2 separate regions of the Mus musculus genome follow, and region 2 is linked to region 1. Evidence: chromatin loops called from intact Hi-C (ENCODE). Cell type or tissue: left cerebral cortex. All regions are shown on one strand.

Evidence for each region. A loop is a pair of places that touch in the nucleus more often than their neighbours do. Peaks named below come from ENCODE experiments on the same cell type or tissue, not always from the same donor. Only the 100,000 strongest peaks of a DNase experiment are listed, where the experiment ranks them.
Region 2: a loop joins it to region 1, with 3.0 times the contacts of the local background. A loop is called at or near these places in 2 of 42 quality-filtered maps.

Annotation. Positions count from the first base shown.
Region 1 is chr15:69,693,681-69,698,680 of GRCm38, forward strand. No RefSeq gene overlaps it. Among named protein-coding and RNA genes, the nearest start is that of Gm23987, 10 kb to the left of the region's middle. In left cerebral cortex, no CTCF peak of the experiment used is centred here; a DNase peak (open chromatin) is centred at 2,312; H3K27ac peaks cover 2,136 bases.
Region 2 is chr15:69,770,727-69,775,726 of GRCm38, forward strand. No RefSeq gene overlaps it. Among named protein-coding and RNA genes, the nearest start is that of Gm23987, 88 kb to the left of the region's middle. In left cerebral cortex, no CTCF peak of the experiment used is centred here; DNase peaks (open chromatin) are centred at 2,923, 3,466 and 3,854.

The DNA of each region.
Region 1 (5,000 bases):
CTTCTTTATATATATATAACATCTAATATCTATATCTATATCTATATCTATATCTATATCTATATCTATATCTATATCTATATCTATATCTATATCTATATCTATATCTATATCTATATCTATATCTATATCTATATCTATATATTAGATGTTAGTCCCCTATCAGATTTAGCATTGGTAAATATCTTTCCCCAATCTGTTGGTTGCCATTTTATCTTATTGACTGTGTCCTTTGTCTTACAGAAGCTTTTCAATTTTATGAGGTCCCATTCGTAGATTCTTGATCTTACAGCACAAGTCATTGGTGTTCTGTTCAGGAATTTTTTCCCTGTGCCCATATCTTCGAGGCTCTTCCACACTGTCTCTTCTATTAGTTTTTATGTCTCTGGTTTTATGTGGAGTTCCTTGATCCACTTAGACTTGTGCTTTATACAAGGATATAAGAATGGATCAATTCTCATTCTTCCACATGCTAACCACCAGTTTTGCCAGCAACATTTGTTAAACGTGCTGCCTTCTTTCCACTGGATGGTATTCTAATTATCCAAATCAGAAATGAAAAGGGATACATAACAACAGAACCTGAGGAAATACAAAACATCATCAGAAAAATTGTGATAAAACCTGCATGGTGTACTATTACAATGACAGACAGGTTGATCAGTGGAATAGAATTCTAGATTTAGAAATGAACCCACACACCTATGGTCACTTGATCTTGGACAAAGGAAGGATTTTTTTAAAAGATAATGGTTTGAAGTTACAGTTCACAATGGCACAGGTGTCCTTCTAGCTGGAATCTGAGGTGTTTAGGAAGCTGAGAGAAATAAGTATTGGTGTTCAGCTTGCTTTCTCCTTTAAAATTATCCTGGGTTCCCAGTCTACATGTTGATGCTGTCTATACTCAGGATGGGTCTTCCCTCCTCACCTGAACTCCAGAAAAATTGGCAAAAGCACATGTGAGGCATGTCTCTCAGAGATTCCAAATCCAAACAAGTTGGATTAACCTTGCAGATTGGATTAAGAGGTTGCAGAGGTGGCATAAGTCTGAGGAGAGCAGTATTGAATGTCTCCACAATAATCTTTCTATTAAAAGTGCCACTGGCGATGATTAATCTTTGCTGTAATGTTCTGGTAGGTCTGTGATCAAGTCCATGTTGAGGAGTCCACAGTAGATTCAATCATTGTACTGACAAAAGCCCAGTGTCATGCTTTTGTCTCTTCCTTGCTATTCTCTCCTCCTCTTCTCATGCATTTATCAACTTCCAGATCACTACCAGCTACCACTCTGAACTTTCTTTAATTTTCATAACTCTCATATTTATAACAACTTGTCAAGGAATGAATGTTTTCACCCATTTTACAAATAAATAAACAGTCTTAAAGAACATAACATGCCAATTATTATCCTGGATGGTTTGATTCCTGTAGAGTCATCTTGTAACTATGCTACTGTTTAGATTTTACAATTTGAGGGTGTTCCTTTTCCTTCCTTATCATTATGGCCTTCTTTCAATTCCTGATTAGGCTGGATCCATTACCCAGCCTGTGCTTTATCATCTTTCTTGGACTACACTTTCCTGTTTTTTCTTTTGACAAAAATTCCAAAAATTTGACATGGCCACTTCTTAATAGTTTATACTGGAGTCCATCTCAACAGTAGATTTAATGAGGTAGTCTTTGAGGTGGTTTTCATTATTGCCCCTCAAGAAATATTCCTTGCACCCCATGGCACATGTTCTTTTTCAGCATCACTTTTTTTCTCTGTTCATCATACTGGATGGATCGTCCCTCCATGGGAGTGAGAATATTCGTTACCTGTATATCCTAAGCTCTAAATATCTTATGCTATCTCAGCTTGTCTTCACTGTATGAATTTATTCCACCAGCCAGAGAGAGAGGGGTGGAGAGAGGGAGAGAGAGAGGAGGTGAGGTAAGGAGAGGGGAGAGGAGAGGGTCTTGAGACACATTGTGTCTAAAGAAATTATTCATGTCCTTTTCTATGTATCCAGTCCTGTTCATTATCACAGAATTGCAAAACAAAGTACCTTGAAATATGTAGGATATAATGTTGGTTTATTCTTGCTTATGAATTTGAGAGTTGGCCAAATGTTGGCAGATTTAGACTGTATTTCTCTCAATACTCACAGTTGGCTGTATGTAGTTCTCATTCTTTTGGAGAAAATGACTTTTGTACCATGTTCTTTCCCTGGTAATTGCAGAAGCTTGTGGGAGGTCTCAAACCCCGATTGTCTTATCATCCTGCGTTTGGTAACGTCTAAGTCACAATGCCAAGTTACATGAGCCAAGACTAATAAGGATTATAACATTGCCTACCTACAATAGAGGAAATTGCAAATTAAATATACTCTCTTTATAATATTCAACATTACAAACAAAGCAAACCCACCAACCATCTGGCGAGCACTTATCTAAAGATAGTATCTAGAACTAAACCAATTAGAATTTTTTTCATTTAAAATTGGTTTGTATCTTGTACATGGTGAACAGACTTGCATCTGAAATAGAAATGAAGTGGAAGGTGATGTTCATGCTATATTTTGGGGGTACCTGCTGGGATATAGAAACAGAAGCATGCCAGTCAATGATTTCTGGGCAGTTTGATAATGTCCTACTTCGAAAACATTCATCCTTTTAGACATAGAGAAAAAGGATAAAATCCTTACTCTATACCAGAAAAAAAAAAATGCCCTGAGCAAGACACAGTCAAAGGGAGACAAACACAACTACCATTTATTTATTTAAATAAGGTCACGGGCTATTTATATTTTCTTAGCCTCAGTTCATTTGTCATTACTTGGCATAAAAATATGTCTCAGTACATACTTATTTTAAGGACTGGTGTGATAGGATACTTTCAGACTACCTATGAGCTGTCAGAATAATCCTCATTTTCTCTTCTTCTCAGATGAAGAAACTAAGGCCCAGATGTCTGATGTGACTTTTCAAAGATCACACAAATATTTAATGATGAAGCTTTATGCAGAAGCTGAGGCCAGTAGCTCCCAGTCTCATGACTTTGTGCTAAAAATTGCATGAAAATTACCTGAATCTGGTTTTTAACAGAATAAAAAATAAACTATACAGATGGGACTGTGTGGCAGTGACTATCAGTGTAAAGTCTACGAATATTTGTTAAATTGAAATTAGAGAGGAATTGGAAATGTTATTAAACATTCTATGGTCTCCATTAGTTCTTTATTATACCATGATCAGCAAAATACTCCCATACACATAGAAGTGCCTTTTCTAAGGTCACAAGCCCAAAAATGATGAGAACCCCAAAATCTGTGCCTTTGCTCCCAACATTTACTTTTAAGTTATCAGTGGTCTCCAGATGAGGTTCTGAAAGCTCAGTTTGTGTATAAAGTTGTGGCATTGTTTAAAGTCATTTCATTGTACGCTGAGGCTCAAGCATCAGAGTAGGAAGAGACAGTAATTCAAGTTGTCAGGACCCTGAGAAACCTGTTCTAGGGTGTTGTATTCATAGTGGAAAGAATTGTAATTGTTGAATGTAGTTATTCTTGGGCCCATTCTGAAACACAGAGCCTATGTCCTAGGCAGACTTAATGCAGACAATTACAGTTAAACCCCAGCCTGCAGATAAGCTAAGTTTTCAGGCCCTGGTAAATAATTTTATGTCCACAGTCTCCCAGGCTGGATTCTGTCAGCTGTAGTCAGGGAGTAGGCAAAACACTATATGCTTTATTCCCTTAGCATCAACACCAGGAAATCCTTCTCTCTTCTCCATGGTAACTTCAGGAAGCAAGGGCATGTTCCCCCAATTTCCCAAACTTTTATGAGTAGACAACTAGACTAAGCAATGCCTTTCACTAGTAAGTTACCCTCATTGTAAATGACCTCACAAGGCCCCATGGGAAGGAAGGGCATGGAAAATACATAGCAAAGAACTTTTCTCCTCCACACAGAGATATCCTTTCTATGCCCTTACATAAATTTTGTTTTGGAGATAGTGATTGAGGCTATCTTTGGCCTTGAAATCTTCTTGCCTCAGCTTCCTGAGTGCTTAGACCAAAGAATTAGACACCAAGGTGGGCTTTCTTTCCCCATCCTTGATTGTGTTATCTCCTTTTACAGGAGAGAAAAAAAAAGAATATAGAATATTATCAACATCAACTTCCTCTTTTTTTTTTAAAAGTGGAGTAGAAGCCTATAGACTTTTAGATATGTATGTTTCCAAAAGCCATGATGTTTCCATTCTGTTTTATCCTACTTTTAAAAAGAAAACTAAGTTATAGAAAGATTAATTATTTCAGATTTATTTTAAAAGCTATTGCAGAGCAATATTAACTCTTAAGGTTACTCTGTGTCCAAGACCATCCATCTGATACCCTAACACAATATCCACTGCCTAAATTTATCCCACCGACATCAACACATTTGTGGATTTATTTACCCACAATCTAGTGATGCCTTCAGAGATACTCCTAAGACATGCATTAAACAATTTTCACTTTAGGCTTATTTCACCCTCACATATTAGGTTAACAGAGCATGTACTTATTCTGTGTCTCTAAGAAGCATCTCAGACTGTATCACAAACATCTTGAAGATAGATGACCAAGTTCCAGTGAAGGACACAGGCAGACATGGTCCACAGGTTGTATAGAGGCTCATAAACATGATGGGTCTTCAGGATCAGTGCAGGATTTTGGAGGAGTAAAGTATGATGTGACACTCCTGAACATTATAAACACCCATTCTGCTCTTCTCTAAATCCCCATCTAAAATGTAGATATTATGAGAGCAGCTCATTGGGTTTCATGGGGATTGTTAACAGTTTGTCCTATGTTCTGGTGCTAATTCATGATGAATGTTGGCTTTCCAATATGTCTTCTTACTTGATGAGCCAGCATAGGCTTATAGAGAGTAAATATTCATATTAGTTTCCATTTGGGATTTTAATAAATAGATGCTTTCTTATATAACCTAGACAAAAAAAATCATACAAACTTTGG
Region 2 (5,000 bases), 77 kb after region 1:
ATTCGAGTGAAGCTGAGGTTACAAAGGGACAGGAACACAGTGAAAACAAAATGCATCTTTCCCTAATGATTTTGTTTGTTTATATTTGTTTACATTTTTTATTTAGGTACTCAGAATTTACTGAAGCCAGGAAGTAGTTTGCTCAAGCGATGTATCATGGAGGGTATAAGAACCTTTCACATAAGCCCCAAGAATTTATACTCACAACACCTGACTGCTCTGTACTTTGTGGGTTAAAGCAGCCCACTTTCTGTCAATGAGTATGGCTGGATTTCTCACTCCTCCTCCTGTTTTGATTTAGACACATTATCAGCCTCTCTTCCTCAAATGTCTTAAAAGTAGATTCAGGGGCTAGAGAGATGCCTCATCTGTTAAGAAAATGTACTGCTCTTATATAGGACTAGAATTCAGCTCCAAGAACCCATATCAGGCAGCTCACAATAGCCTGCAACACCAGCTACAGGGGAATTTGATAGCTCTTCTTGTACTTTGTAGCCATCTCCACTCAAGTGGAGAACTTCTCTGTAGAAAAATAATTTTAAGAGAAATGAATCTAAAGGTACGGTTTATTTTCAAAATATCCATGTTCTTTTGAAGAACACTGGCCCTGCCATCTTTATCATATGTGCTTTGTTCCTGACTTGGAGGATGCCTCAGTTATACTTCTTGGCTTTGGTGGATAGAAGATGAAGAAAATCATGAAAGCATGGTATTCTATATATTGCCAGTGAAATCTCTCTTGGTTATTAATTGCAAATAGCCTGAGTGAGAGACGTAATTCCAGCAGACCCCATGCTTCTTGATCTTTGAGAAATAGGATTATTTGTATGGTCTTCTGTACTCTAATTATGATAGATCCTGATTTTCTTCCCAATGACTCCCTTTAATGGTGTTTAACTTTGATGTGCTGGATGGGGAGATTCTCTGCTCTAGAAGTCTACGCAAAATTCTCAGAATTAATTTTCATCCCATAATCCTTAGCAATTACTAAATGTCTCTTTGTTTCTTACCTGGGCTGGACTATTGAGTGCTGTGGTCTTCTTGGGTCTTCTGCAGGCAGCCATAGTGTTGAGAATTCATGGGGGCAAAGTACCTATCACATCCAGAGGACACCATTTCACAGTAGTCTTCTCACTCTCCTGCCTCCTGTGAACTTCTTCCACCATCTTTCATTATGTTTCATTAGACTTCTCTGTAGAGGGTGTGTTATGGATACCATATTTTAGGAGGTATTGCTCCTTACTATTTATGCATTTGGCCAGTAGTAGTTCTGTGTAATAGCTGCCTCCTATTGTTAATAGAAAGAACCTTCCTTGGTGCAGGATGAGAGCTAAACTCTAAGGATACAAAAACAAATATCTAGAAGGATGTTGGATACTATATCAATTTAGTAAAATGACATACAATGATTTTCTAGATTTATGGTATCAGGCAGAAGTTCCCTCCTGTTGAGTGGATGTTACATCTGATCAGACATGTGTTGATTACCCACAAAATATTGGTATCCCTATTGAACTGTTATCAGGCTAGTAATTATTGTAGTTCTCAAATTTTACAGTATAATATTTCTCCCCTGGCTCTTTGCACATTATCTTCTGCTGCTATTAAATTAGACAACTAGGAGGCATCTTCCAGGCCAATCCATCTAGACTTCTATAGGTCCTAGGACCAAAGTGTGGGGTGTCTTCATTAACATGGAATTACTCTCAAGTTCTGGGAAGCAATGGAAATAGCATGCATTGTTTAGGAGACTCTTGTATCCTATTGACCAAAAACTGGAAGGTGAGTATCCTTCATTTGGTCTTCAGCTTTTAATTTAATAGTCTATTGCTTTTGGGGGCTAGGCAGAACATTGCCATGGGATGATTTGACTATTCTTTAACAGAAGCGTTACAGCTCGGGCAAAGCCCTCTCCCTTTCCTTGCCCCAAAAGTCTGTCTTCCTTTTCTCCAGATCCACAGATAATTTTGAAATCACTAACTTTTATTGACCATCTACTGGCTTCCCAACACTTGTATAATTGTGCTTCTACTTTCCTCTATTTGAAATGTGTAGTATAGTTTTAGTTTCCTCTGTGGTCTTGAATGAATCAGCCTCATACACAGCTTTAGTTTCTCTGCCAAACACATACCATTACCCCATTTTCATACTCAGAAACAAAAGTCTGGCCTGGGAGCATAAGTTTCTAGTAGAGACCCTGCTTATCATGAATGAGGCCCTGTATTTAATTACCATTCAATATCCACAAAGCGAAAAGCTTCAAATAAGTCACAGTGCCTATTTTTCAGAATCAAACATGAGCTTTTATTCTATTTCTGCCTGTTTTGATAATATGCTCATTCATGGAACATTGGTTGACATTTTCGTATTACATATTCAAGGACTTATTCATTCAAGGCTGTATGCCTCCTTTAAATTGTTCCCCTCAAAGGTCTGTTCTTGTCCTAAATTGCTTCAACATCCTATGTTATTTTCTTTTAAGTTTTATCAGTGGCAGCTAGTCAACCTTTCACTCTTTGAAGGAATGTATGTGTTTAAGGAATGGCTGATGTACTGAGATCTTCAGAATGAAGTGATCTTTCCATACTTGAAAACATTGTTGAAATTAAACACATGATATGACTACAAAGTGGTAAAACTTCATTCCTGTGAAATGCATGACCTGCCTTGGAATTAATTCATGGAGCTGCAGTTAAATAGCTAAATGTGAAGTAGAAACAACCATGTTGTAAAAACTTTTCCTTAAGAAGAGCTGGCGTGTTTGTAGCTAGAGCAATTTGTAGGAGACAAAATTAATTCTGATGTTTGTTTGCTGAACGCTCTTGTCACTCAGGGTGTGTGACAGACACATGCTGCTTGGGTGATAGTTGAGTATGAAAACATGAATGAACCATTTTGAGTTCAGGGTATAAGTTCCCAGGATGTTACTGATAGAGAATTCGGCAAAACAAAGACACACGCAATTATGTTGTACAAGAGAGAGTTATTTTCATTGCACTCTGCCTGTCGGCACTGTGATTCACTCCCACTATCTTACTTTATTAAAATGTCATTTGTCATGTACTTTTCATGAATTGTACTCTAAAATTCCTCCTTTTTTCAGATGTAAGTGTAAAGACAAAATGGGAGAATGTTTGGGTTAGGTTACTAAGAAAAACAGACACAACCTCCACATTAAAAAATGCTCCAGAAATATTTGGAGTCAACCTATTTTATTTTCAGTTTTTCAAAAACCTTCAGGGACACAGTGTCTACTCCACCCTGTTGGGAATCTGAGCATCTTTATTAGACACTATTAATACAGGGCTGGGGGCAGGAAGAAAACCAGAAGTTAAATAAGGGCATAGGGAGACAAGCCGGAAGAAGCTGATTTCTTACGAAATTGTTTTTCCAGCATAGGGGGAGGACAGGACAGGAATAGAACAAAGGAGAACTGAGTAGGAAGATAGATAAGAAAGAGGTAGTTGCTGTCTCAAAGTCTCTTCTCAACTATGGCAAATAGACTGCATAGTTCTATGGTCTAGAATGATTGAACTGGGCAAAGTGGACTTTGAGTTGGAGAAGGCAATATCTTCTTGCAATATCTTGCCTTCTCCATGGAGATACTTTCATGATTTTCCAGGGGGAGAGTCAAGCTGTTAGTAGGAAAATGGAATGCACTGCAGATTTGCATTCCAGAATGGGCACAAAGAAAACAGAATCTAGCATCTCAGAGTTTTTTGTTTTTTTTTTTTTAAATCATCTAATGCAGGTTCCAAAATAGGTGACTGCCAACTGAATGTGGAGGTTGTCCTAGTTAGGGTTACTATTGCTGTGATGAAACACCGTGTCCAAAAGCAAATTTGGGAGGAAAGGATTTATTTGGTTTGCACTTCTATATTATAACCCATCATTGAAGAAGGAGGGGGCGGGAACATGAACAGGGAAAGAACCTGGATGCAGTGATGCTTTCTGTAGGGGTAGAAAACTCCACAATAGGATGCCCTTCTGCTATCCATCACTAATTATGAAACAGTTCTACATACGGAGCTTATGAAGGCATTTTCTTGGTTGATATTCCCTCTTTCAGATGACTCTAGCTCAGTGGTTCTCAACTGCGCTGATGGTGTGATATAGTTCTTTTAATAGAGTTCTTCATGTTGTAGTGACCCTCAACCATAAAACTATTTCATTGCTACTTCATAGCTTATTTATAACTGTTATGAATTGTAATTTAAGTATTTGCAGGATATCTTATATGCAATTGCTGTGAAAGGGCCATTCAATCTCTGAAAGGGGTCATGACCTACAGGTTGAGGACCATTACTCTAGCTTCTCTCAAGCTGACATTAAACTGACCAGGACATGGATATATGTTTATAATGCCAACACTTGGGATGGAAATGCAGAAAGATTAGAAGTAGCCAACTTGAGCTACAAGAGACCCTCTCTCAAAAGAATAAACATGTGGAATTACGTATTTCGGAACTGTCAACTCTACCAGAATGCTAGGTGTTGGTTCTATGCATTCTCCCTTCTTCCAGTGATCATGGGATAAACTTATTAGGCCTAACCATTGCCTAGCTACCTTGATGTTTATTATTCATGCAAGTACTTTTTTTTGTCTTGGGATAACTACCAATGTATCACAGGAGTGTTAGTACATCACTGACTTATCCTCACCCTGCACTTCAGGTCCATTAAGGTTCCCTTCTCTGAAAAGCTGGAGAGGGTAAAATTGATATAATTATGTATTGATCGATCTTAAAGGCATAGTCTTATCTGACAGCTAGGACAAGAGGAAGACCCTGCAGGTTAATTTAAGCATATAGTGGTTGCAGAAGCTATAGTTCCTCTGTTGTGCTAATGGACTTCTCTTAATACTGAGAGATAAGCTTTGCAATTTACTCAACAGCCCTGAACAGCTTTTCTTTGTCCTTACTGCTTCCACTCAGGCCTTGCTGCCTGTAAGCTAGAGCAGGGGTTGGTAGCAAATACTCTGCCTACCTAACCCTTCCAGG